Regions from separate parts of the Mus musculus genome. Here region 2 is linked to region 1. The links are chromatin loops, found by intact Hi-C in ENCODE. Cell type or tissue: left cerebral cortex. All regions are shown on one strand. Links, peaks and the distances in the headings refer to the core of each region. The heading gives the core; the rest is flanking DNA. Region 1 has its middle 38 kb from the start of Gm34122. Region 2 has its middle 3.3 kb from the start of Nrsn1.

The links. Hi-C counts contacts between places; a loop is a spot of excess contacts. Peaks named below come from ENCODE experiments on the same cell type or tissue, not always from the same donor. Only the 100,000 strongest peaks of a DNase experiment are listed, where the experiment ranks them.
Region 2: it touches region 1 in a loop (2.4-fold over the local background); 2 of 42 quality-filtered maps call a loop at or near these places.

What each region holds. Positions count from the first base shown.
Region 1 is chr13:25,395,726-25,401,107 of GRCm38, reverse strand. No RefSeq gene overlaps it. Among named protein-coding and RNA genes, the nearest start is that of Gm34122, 38 kb to the right of the region's middle. In left cerebral cortex, for the core only: no CTCF peak of the experiment used is centred there; a DNase peak (open chromatin) is centred at 2,874.
Region 2 is chr13:25,270,570-25,275,951 of GRCm38, reverse strand. No RefSeq gene overlaps it. Among named protein-coding and RNA genes, the nearest start is that of Nrsn1, 3.3 kb to the right of the region's middle. In left cerebral cortex, for the core only: a CTCF peak has its summit at 3,184; a DNase peak (open chromatin) is centred at 3,585.

The DNA.
Region 1 (5,382 bases), core at 317-5,316:
TCAGCAAGACATTGGTTTTGTTTTTCTTTTTAAAGCATTCACTTTTTAAAAATAAAGTGTTACTCATTGTTTATCCAAACACACATTCAACCAGGGTTTTATGAATTTCTCTTGCCAATTCTAGATTCCAGGCAATCATAGTTGATATAAGGTGATCACTCATTTAAATTAGCAACGGTTGTCAGCTTCTCAACAAAGGAAGTTTCCATCCATGGCCACCATAGAACCATCATCCTCGTGCCAGGCTTCAGTTCCACACAGAACAGCAATTTCTCACACCAAGCCAGCAGGATTTCAGTTTAGCTAAAGCCTGGGGAAACAGTCATGAAATTAGCATAGTCTTCAAATACTCCAGAGACAAAAGGGGGGAAACAGCTTAAAGCATAACATTTCTCCTGATAGTCATCAAGAGCTCCTTCCCGGGAACAGAGTAGCAATAAATGAACAAACACAAAAGTCAAGCCTGGGAGGGGCCTGGAGATAACAGCAGCCCTTCCCAGTCCGTGCTCAGCTATCTCTCAGCATTCCTGCAAAGGTCGTTGATCTGAGTACCTTTCTCCTCACTGAGCCCAAAATTCATGATAAGTATAGATGGATGTACAGAGTACCTCAAGAATGACCTGAAAAAGTGAGAGTTCTACTCTGCTTTCTGTTGCACCATGCCTAAAACCAGCTTTGAGGAGGAAAGGGTTTATTTTATTTAGCTTACAGGGTTTTGTTGTTGTTGTTTGTTTTGGTTTGGGTTTTGTTTCTCCCTGCCCTGGCTTACAGTTTGATAATCTATCCAACTCAAGGCAAGATCCTAGAGACAAGACCTTTAGCAGATACCGCTTACTAGCTTGCTCCCCATGGCTTGCTCAGCCTGCTTTCTTTTTTTTTGTTTTTTGTTTTTTGTATTTTGTTTTTAATATTTTTTATTACATATTTTCCTCAATTACATTTCCAATGCTATCCCAAAAGTCCCCCATACCCTCCCCCCCCCCACTTCCCTACCCACCCATTCCCATTTTTTTGGCCCTGGCGTTCCCCTGTACTGGGGCATATAAAGTTTGCAAGTCCAATGGGCCTCTCTTTCCAGTGATGGCCGACTAGGCCATCTTTTGATACATATGCAGCTAGAGTCAAGAGCTCCGGGGTACTGGTTAGTTAATAATGTTGTTCCACCTATAGGGTTGCAGATCCCTTTAGCTCCTTGGGTACTTTCTCTAGCTCCTCCATTGGGAGCCCTGTGATCCATCCAATAGGTGACTGTGAGCATCCACTTCTGTGTTTGCTAGGCGCCGGCATAGTCTCACAAGAGACAGCTACATCTGGGTCCTTTCGATAAAATCTTTCAGCCTGCTTTCTTAAAGCACCCAGGACAACCTGCCCAGAGGTTGTATCACCTAGTGAGCTAAGTCCTCTCATTTAAATAGTTAATCAAGGAGATGCCCTCCAAAGATTTACCCACGGGATCATCTGATACTGAGATGCCCTCTTCTCTAACTGGGTTTGTATCAAATTGACAAAAATTAACCAGCACAGTTAAGGACAGGTTATACTGACAGACCCTTTTCTGGTGACCTACTTCCTACCTCTAGACCTCACCCTCTAAAGTTTCCAGAACCTTTCCAAACAGTGCCACCAACTGGAGCCCACATGTTCAAACACATGAGCCTACTGGGCATATTTCATGCCAAAGTATAGTAGGTATTATGGCCAGCTCTGTTTGGCTGATGGCCTTCTTTAGAGTTCTGAGAATAAAAGAAGTAGAATTATCATACTCTGTATAAATATTCTGTCTTACCAGTACCCAAGAAGAAATGCAACAAGGGCTGAGGAATTGCTGCCAAATAATTTCACAAAATCTTTCTGTATACCGTAATAAGAAAAAAATAATAAAATAAAAGCTAATATCCACTTGCAGACATGTAACTTCATTCCTCAAAATACTTACCATAGACCTTCCAAGAGCCCATAAATTCTATTCCAACATATATATTTGTTTAAAAAAAATAAAGCATAGCAGGACATAGTGTTGATACCTGTGATTTCAGTACTTACAGGCAGAAGGACTGTCATGAGTCTGGGGCCACCCAGAACTGTATAGCCAGTCTCTAAAATAAATAAATAAAGTTTTAAGAAAGGAAGAAAGAAAATAATAGATACCTGATGATTTTATTTATTCTGTATTTTTATATGCTATTAGAGATCAAATCCAGGGTCTTGTGCGTGCTAGGTAAGCATTCCACCACTGAGCCGTGTTCCTAGGCCTGGCTGTATATATATGCTTATACCACCATTCAAAAGGTAGAAATACTCTAGATGAAAAATAAAACTAAATGTGTTATATCTATACAATGATGTTAATTAGTCACACAAAGGAATGGCGATCTGACATATTCCATGACATGAGTACACCTTGAAAATATTAAGCAAAGTAAAAATAGCCCGACATGAAAGAATACTTATTTTATTGATCCCTTCACATAATGGTTCTGGCTTAGAAAGCTTGTAGTAGAGAGGTCGCCAGGGCTTAGGAGAAAGCAGATACAGGGAATTTCCTGTTTATTGGTATCTTGTGTCCTGTCTGGATGATGGGAAGACTCTATTAGTAGAAAGTGATGATAGTTAAAGCCTATACAATAATAGTAAGAAGAAATTTGTTTTGCTTCCCTAACATCTAAAACTCCTCTTTCCCACACCAGATGTCACACCCACAGTCACCACCATCCCAGTGACATGGCCTCCTTAATGACAAACACAGAAAGAGAGATGGTGTTTGGTGCAAGAAGAGACATCACAGAGCCCACCTCCTCCCACAGCCTATACCTACTGAAGAATCTGAAGGACAGGTCCCCAAGGCTGCATTTTCTTTTGTTCCGGGAGCTTCAGAATGCTGTGGGAGTAGAGTGTGTGTGAGCTGTTCTGCCTGACTCCTGGAACCCTTGGCCATGACAGCATCTCATGCTCTTGGTTGCATGTGCTGAGCTCCATTCTCCATGGTGACACATCACAAGAAGGCTGATGTCACATTCTGACAAACTCTGCTCCAAGTCTGCTTTTTCTCAAAGTATTTAGGAAAAATGGTGAGTTTCTCCTTCCTTCCTTCCTTTCAGAACTGCTCTTTCTTCACTGCTTCTGGCCTCTAAATTACCTCTCCTAAGAGGACATACTAAGTCCTTCTAAATAGAATTAGTGCTCATGATCCATCTTTTCTATGAAAGTGATTGTTTTGTGAGGATCACTGATAGATTCAACTACACTGGGCCAACAAGATCTTGGAATACTTTTTCTCATTTCTTTTTCCAGATATATGTTTTCTAGGGTGTATTTAACTGTTAGGCACAAAAAAAGTGTTTTCCTTATTCTCCTTACATCTCAAACATTTTCTCTATCTTCCTATCCTGTCTCATTTTCCCTCTCTGAGATTTGATCCTTGAATCTTAATGGTTGCTAAGTGGAAGGTATGGCTTCTAATAGCTTCTTCCATACTGAATGGGGTGTTGACTTTACCTACCCAAAGACCAAGGGTCTCAGCCTATCTAAATTAAGCAGGCAAAGGGGGGCATTAGAAGTTAGAGCTTAGAGATCAGAGGGTCATCATTTGAAAGAAGCCTGAAAAAGAGTGTGACATTCCTTGAGATATGAAACTACATAAACCATAAAGCATCCAGTAGATTGTCATGGGTAAGAAGAGCACCAAAAATAATAGGGCCCCCTGATCATAGTGAGCCTGCTAACCATGACCCCAAAGAATTACTAATGCTTAAAGCAGAGTTTTCCCTAACCGATTCTGAGTCTGTGAAGCTTTGCAGGCTGAAAATACGTGGACCCAGTTATTATATCTACACAGTACTGACAATAGTTCTGCTTGTGCTCCTGTTGGACCAGGAGGAGACATCACATCTTGTCTGATAGCTGAGATAATCTGAACTTTTGAGCTTAGAACTGAGCAGAGAGAACATGTCAACAGCAGCCCCCAATAAATGTGAAAAAGTCCAATGGTGGGGTGTGAATCATCTTACTAATGTCAAGAAATAAAGTAAGGTTGTTATCACTCTTGATTGGTTAGAAATGGGAGTTTTATTTGGAAAACATTTTATATCTGCCTATAGTTTGCAGGTAAAAGTAGCCTTTTTGTTAGGATGCATGAATAAGTTTTATCCTTCGTCAACTTCTCCAGTTCTTTTAGTGTGGTTGGGATAGGCTCTAATCAATCCTGAAGATATGGTGGGAAACATCAGAACATATCAGAAAATACACATGACTTTGACAGTAGCTGAGTAAAGTCTAATTACTTTCTTGTTCTCCGAATTTGCCTGTCCTTTGCACTAGGTTAAGGGAAGACTCAGATTTGGTTTCACATCCCAGTTGTCATGGGGAAAAGTTGTCATGGGGAAAGAACATGCAGGCCCTTAAAACTTTTGGATTATTGACTTAATAGTCCTTTTTTAAAATATATCTTTCCAGCTGTCATGAGTCATGAAGTCCCTTAATATACTTTTTATCTGTTTCAGAGAAGAGTGTCTTATGGACCGTGTTAGTCACATCCTCACTGAATGGCCCATTTCCTTTCTGTTTCTGTGTAAGATGAGCTTACACTTAATTTTGGAAAAGAGGTTTCATAGCCATGTCTGTAGCCTCGGAACATTACTGCAAGCTGCTACAGTCTGTAAGCACCCTGGTACCTCAGCTAGACTCTTCCTTAATGAGAACTTTCCAAGAGTAAGACCAACAGCAAGAAAAACCTTTTTGTATTGGGGGAGGGATTGGGGCCTTTCTATCAATACTGGTTTTTACCCAAGTTTGTTTATTCAAGAGAGGTTCAAGGGTACTGATTAAAATAGAGAGAAAGCCCCCATATTGCAAAGTTAAGCCATTCTTTCTTGCCACAGTCAAGAATTACCTGGTAGTCACTTGAGTGGGGTTTTGCTGGGAGCCCTCTAGCACTTTCATATTTCAAGGGCACCCAAGGGGGATCAGAGAAGCCTCCCTCACCCCCCCTTCAAAGGATGAGATATCGTTGCTTCCAATAGCTGCCCTCTTGGCAGAGGGGCAAAGCTCTGACCTTGTAGGGCTTGTTTTAGATAGTTCTTTCCCTGTGCCCTGAGCTTCCTACAACAGTAACATATGTTTGCCCTATACAACCTTGCTTCAACCTGGGCTCTCTACAGAGGCAACAGGCTGTTAACTGCCTAGGGAAATGTACCTTTCCTGGATACACCCACTAAAATGTCAGCAGTGAGGAGATGGGACACTGCTCCACACTGCCACTCTTCCTAGCCTGGGGAGGTCCCTGAGACTTGGACCTTAAGTCAGCTAACCAAGGATCCATGGCATTGACACTAAACTTGTGCTCATGGAGCATGGTCTGTTATATTTGGCTCCAGGAAAAAAAAA
Region 2 (5,382 bases), core at 191-5,190, 130 kb after region 1:
CAATGGAGGTGACTTTTAAGGATCTCATCCCATTTTCTTTCTAATTCACTGTATTACAGGAAAAGTTCTGGTCTGGTCACTAATAATTACAATAGCAGTTAACACATGCCCCTTCTAAAGAGAAACTTGTGAAAAGACATAGAGCAATGGATTTACAACGTAAGTATTACAGCACTCTGCAGCCTGACACTCTACCTCATCAAGGTTAAGTGTGCTACCAGTCTGGTCTTCTACACCTTCAGCACACCCCACGTTCCTCTACAAAGTAAAGCTTCCCTGTGAAACAAAGGCTAGGCCTCAGATCTGGACACACAGAATTTCTTAGCTACAGCAATTGAGAAAATGTGAAATTGGATCTTGATCATTGAGAACCGGCCTTCAGCATTAACGGGGGGGGGGGGGGGGGGGCAGACATCTGTTCTCTTTGAGAACATGCAGAGCATATTTATCACAAAACCCTGAGCAGAGAGCATCCTGGCCTCAGCTTGGGCAGCCTGCACAGCCTGGCCAGTTGAGTCTGACCAGAGCACAGCAGCAGAGCAGGTCATCACCAAAGACCCAGTGCCTGATGACTCTGCCTCTTATCAGCTGGATAAAATCAAAGCGGGTCACTTCCAGGGTCACTGCCCTTCTTTCTCCTGCAGACTCCAGGAGATTCCAGGAACAAGGTTCAGCCCTAAGGGGACTCACCAAACCTTGTGTTTTTCATTCCTGAGATTGTCAGCATTCTGTATCCATCTGGCTGTCAAACCCAGCTCTAGACCCTTGTCATTCATTTGCTAATTTATGCATTCCTCCAAAGGTGTGATCAGTACTAAAGCAATGTGTTACTCTTTGTGTAGAATAAAAGGTAAGCCCCAGGCAAAATCCTTTCTCTATGATGCTCGAAAGCCTAACGTGGAAGGGGGAGATTGAAAAGTCACTCTAAAATACAAGGTGCATGTGCCTCAGACAGGGGCGTGATCAATGAGCACATTAAAGAAGGTTTGGTTGCACAGGTGGTGGTCACAGTTCTATGTGAAGAATGAGCAGCTGTCAGAGGAGGAGGAGGCAAGAAACAGTGAGCGCAACAGCAGTGAATTAAGATAGTGTTAGATGTATAGACCACACAAGTGTCTGCTACGATGAGAAATGGACATAGAAGAAAAGTCATGAAAAGAAAGGAAAACCATGTGAGGCTAGAAAGGCAGCTCCAGGCTACAATCCAAGACTCCCTTCTGAAGAACTGCCCAGGAAACTACAACCTCTCCTGACCTCTCTTCTCTCTGACTTTTCATAATGCTTCTGCTTGTAGCTTGCCCTTTAAACTCTAAATGGCAGACACGCAACAAATGCCTGCTGAATAATGGATTAATAAGCATATCCCCTGTTAAATCTCATACAGTGTTAGCCAAGGAAAGTGATGAATTACGCTCTAAATCAAACCTAGTGGCTTCACAGTAATCGTCTTTGGTCACTGATGTTTGAAAAGTGACTAAATAGACTCTACAACTGGTACAAAGTAACCTTACAAATCAAGGACATCTTGATGTTTGTCTGCCAGATGCGGCTTCATCTCACTTCATCCACCTACAGCTTTCGAAGCATCATCAAAGGCTGCTGTGCTAGTCAAAGACATTTTACCTCCATTCTCTTGGATAGGTGTGGGATAGAGCCTGTGCAAGATAGAAATGGGGCTCGCAAAAGAGGATCTAAACCAAATGAAGAGGTTGGGGGCTTAGAGGGCTCAAGCCTCCAAGCTGATAGCCAAGGCCTCCCAAGATGCTTATCTAAACAAGAGGTAAATAGTATTAGTAATATAATGAAAGCTGTAATTTATTGATTGCTTACTTTGTGATCAATGTCTTATAGACACAGTCCCATTTAATTCTTTTTTTTAATATTTTTTAATTTATTTTTTTATTAGGTATTTTCCTCGTTTACATTTCCAATGCTATCCCAAAAGTCCCCCATACTCACCCCCCCCTCCCGGTCCCCTACCCTCCCACTCCCCCTTTTTGGCCCTGGCGTTCCCCTGTACTGGGGCATATAAAGTTTGTAAGTCCAAAGGGCCTCTCTTTCCAGTGATGGCTGATTAGGCCATCTTTTGATACATATGCAGCTAGAGACAAGAGCTCCTGGGTACTGGTTAGTTCATATTGTTGTTCCACCTATAGGGTTGCAGTTCCCCTTAGCTCCTTAGGTACTTTCTCTAGCTCTTCCATTGGGGGCCGTGTGACCCATCCACTAGCTGACTGTGAGCATCCACTTCTGTGTTTGGTAGGCCCCAGCATAGTCTCACAAGAGAGAGCTATATCTGGGTCCTTTCAGCAAAATCTTGCTAGTGTATGCAATGGTGTCAGCGTTTGGAAGCTGATTATGGGATGGATCCCTGGATATGGCAATCACTAGATGATCCATCCTTTCGTCACAGCTCCAAATTTTGTCTCTGTAACTCCTTCCATGGGTGTTTTGTTCCCATTTCTAGTCGCCCTGTAAGCATTCTATAGATAAGAATAATGGCATAGAGAGCTGTAAAGAAACTTGATCCAAGCTGAACAGGTAGGAAGCAGTAGACCCAGAATTTAAAATTCAGGTCTATTCAATTCTTTAGGTTACGATGAGCCTACCACCAATGGATGCTTTCCAAACAAAACCAGAGCAATTGCCAAGCATCAGTCAGGCAGACAAGCAGGAAGCCTGCTACACCATTCCAGAGGCCCAGAGAAAGAGTGCATCAGAGCTGGAGCTTTGCAGATCTGCTGATTTTAGGGACCTTTGAAGACGTGAAAACATGCACAGCCATGCTCTCTTCTGAGAATAAGTGCTCATCAGGTCTGCACAGGAAATTCAAGGAAAGGAAGCCAGTGCACGGCCATCTCTAAAATCCTGAGAGGTGAGCTCCCTATGTTGACTGGGAAGGGAGAAGGAGATTGGGTGTAAGTAGCACTAGAGAGCACTGGGGATGTAGGTCTGAACAAACAGGACAAAGAAAGCACAAATGCACTGCCTCTGTAGTCCACTCTAAGCCCTTGTTCAACTGATTCTAGTGGGTCCACTCTTTATTTAAAGAACAGAGTTGTTCCTTGAGCTTTTTTTTTCCTCTGAAACCTCTGTGCAGCTAAGGAACCAAGCAAAATAGCACCTATAATGTTGATCCTCTCCAAACAGGAAATCATCTTGCAAAGTGTAGTCCATCTCCTGCCTCCCTGTGGTAGCTTAGCTATTCTTCATGTGCTATAACCAGATATCTTACAAAGAATAACTTCAAAAAAGGGGTTGCTTTGGTTCACAGTTTAAGAGACTCAGTCTACCACAGCAGAGAAGGCATCGGGCAGGCAGCTCTATGTGGCAGACATGTGCACCCAAATGACCTTCCCACATCTTGACAGAACAGGAAACAGATCAAACAGGAAGTGGATCTGGACTATAAAACCCCAAGGCCTGAGCTCAGTCGACAGAAGCCACAGACCTAGAGAGGCAATTTCTGATGCTCTCAACTTTGGTCAGACAGATTTCTTTTTGAAGTGGGTGGTGATTAAATCAGAGACTCATAACTGGCCAGAGTGCTGGGTATAAATAATTCTGAGTGTTCAGCTGTAGATGGCTCATCCACACCAACCTCCTACCATGCCAGGCTCAGGAGTCTTCATGAAAGAGGATGCAGAATGGAAGAGGACCAGCAGACAGGAAGACGAGCTGGAAAACACTGCCGTCTGTACACGATGTGGGGGTTGCAGGAATCTCCCCACAGCAGCTGTGGTTACCTCTAGAAGCCTGCACAAGGCCAAGCCAGTCAAAATTCAAGCACAGACAGGTGAAAGGCCTCCAGGCTCCATCCCTATCAAGGCGCTCTTGGCTGCTGATTAGCTGCTGAGGGAGGAAATGTCACTCAGTGTTGGAGATATGACCTCTGGCAGGATGCACATGATCCACTGGATGGCCACTCACTCACCCACGTGCTTGTGGGCAGCAATAAAACCTCGAATTATTAATAACAACAACAGAAAAGACATGAAGCTGGGAGGGAGGTAAAATGGGGGCTAATAGAGAGATGGATCGGTAATGGTAGATAGAAATGATCAATACACATTGGTTAAATATATGGACCTTTCCAAAATATTTAAAATGTATTAAAAAATAAAATCCTCCACTGGATATGGTTGGTGCAGAGGTAGATGAATCTCTGTGAGTCCAAAGCCAGCCTGGTCTGTATACTGAGTTCCGGTCAGGGATACACATTAAGACCTTGTCTCAAAACAGAACAAAACCCACAAAACAAATAAACCTCAAGCCTTAACCAACTTCCTCCACCTCTTAAAAGTCCTACAGTTCTACAACTTTACTAAACACCACCCCAGCTAGGGATCACGTGTTCAAACATGTGAATGTATAGGGCCCACTTCACTGAAATCATAATGGTTATGGGACCTGTGTAAGCAATTATGAGTCTGTGTCATCATGTATACACATTTCCCTTACCTCCACCCTCTCACCTGCTGACTGGAGGTTATATAGTACCTACCATAGAATACTGCTGCGGAAGTAAAGATTTCTTACATATATGATGAACACATACTTAGTGCAGGTAAAGCAATGCCTAACAAGTTACTGGGTAACAATGGTATCATTTTATTATTATTATTCACAGCATATGCACACAAACATTAATAGTACATTGAAGTTCTCATTAAGTATCACTTACCAGTGATCTGCATCAAGCCCCTGGAACAGCTGTTAGTGTGTAACAGTATACAGTATATAGTGTTACTATGTTACAGGCCATGTCTCTGGTGCAGTAGCCTTTAAGCATTCCTTATTTAATTCATTATTCTGATCTGTCTTCCGCCATACATTTAGACTTCCTGATGTCAGAGTCAAGGGCAAAGGGAGGAGCTGAAATACAGAGTTGCAGCAGAGGGAGGGTTCTGGCTGTTGGGCATTGAGCTGCCAGTCAGACCAGCTGCTCACTCCCTGCCTCTTATAGGACAAAAAACAGAGATGAGGCCTCTGCAGACCTCTGAGGAGGAGGAGGAGGAGGAGGAGGAGGAGAAGGAGGAGGAGGAGGAGGAGAAGGAGGAGAAGGAGGAGGGGGAGGAGGAGAAGGAGGAGGAGAAAGAGGAGGGGGAGGAGGAGGAGGAGGAGGAGAAGGAGGAGAAGGAGGAGGGGGAGGAGGAGAAGGAGGAGGAGAAAGAGGAGGGGGAGGAGGAGGAGGAGGAGGAGGAGGAGGAGGAGGAGGAGGAGAAACGGACATTGAGTTTGCCTGCCTCTCTGGTCACTTTTATTATTGTTGTGGTGGTGGTTTTTTGTTATTAATTATTAATTGGTTTCTTTGAGACAGGGTCTCTCTGTGTATCCCTGGCTGTCCTGGAACTCACTCTGTAGACCAGGCTGGTTTCAAAC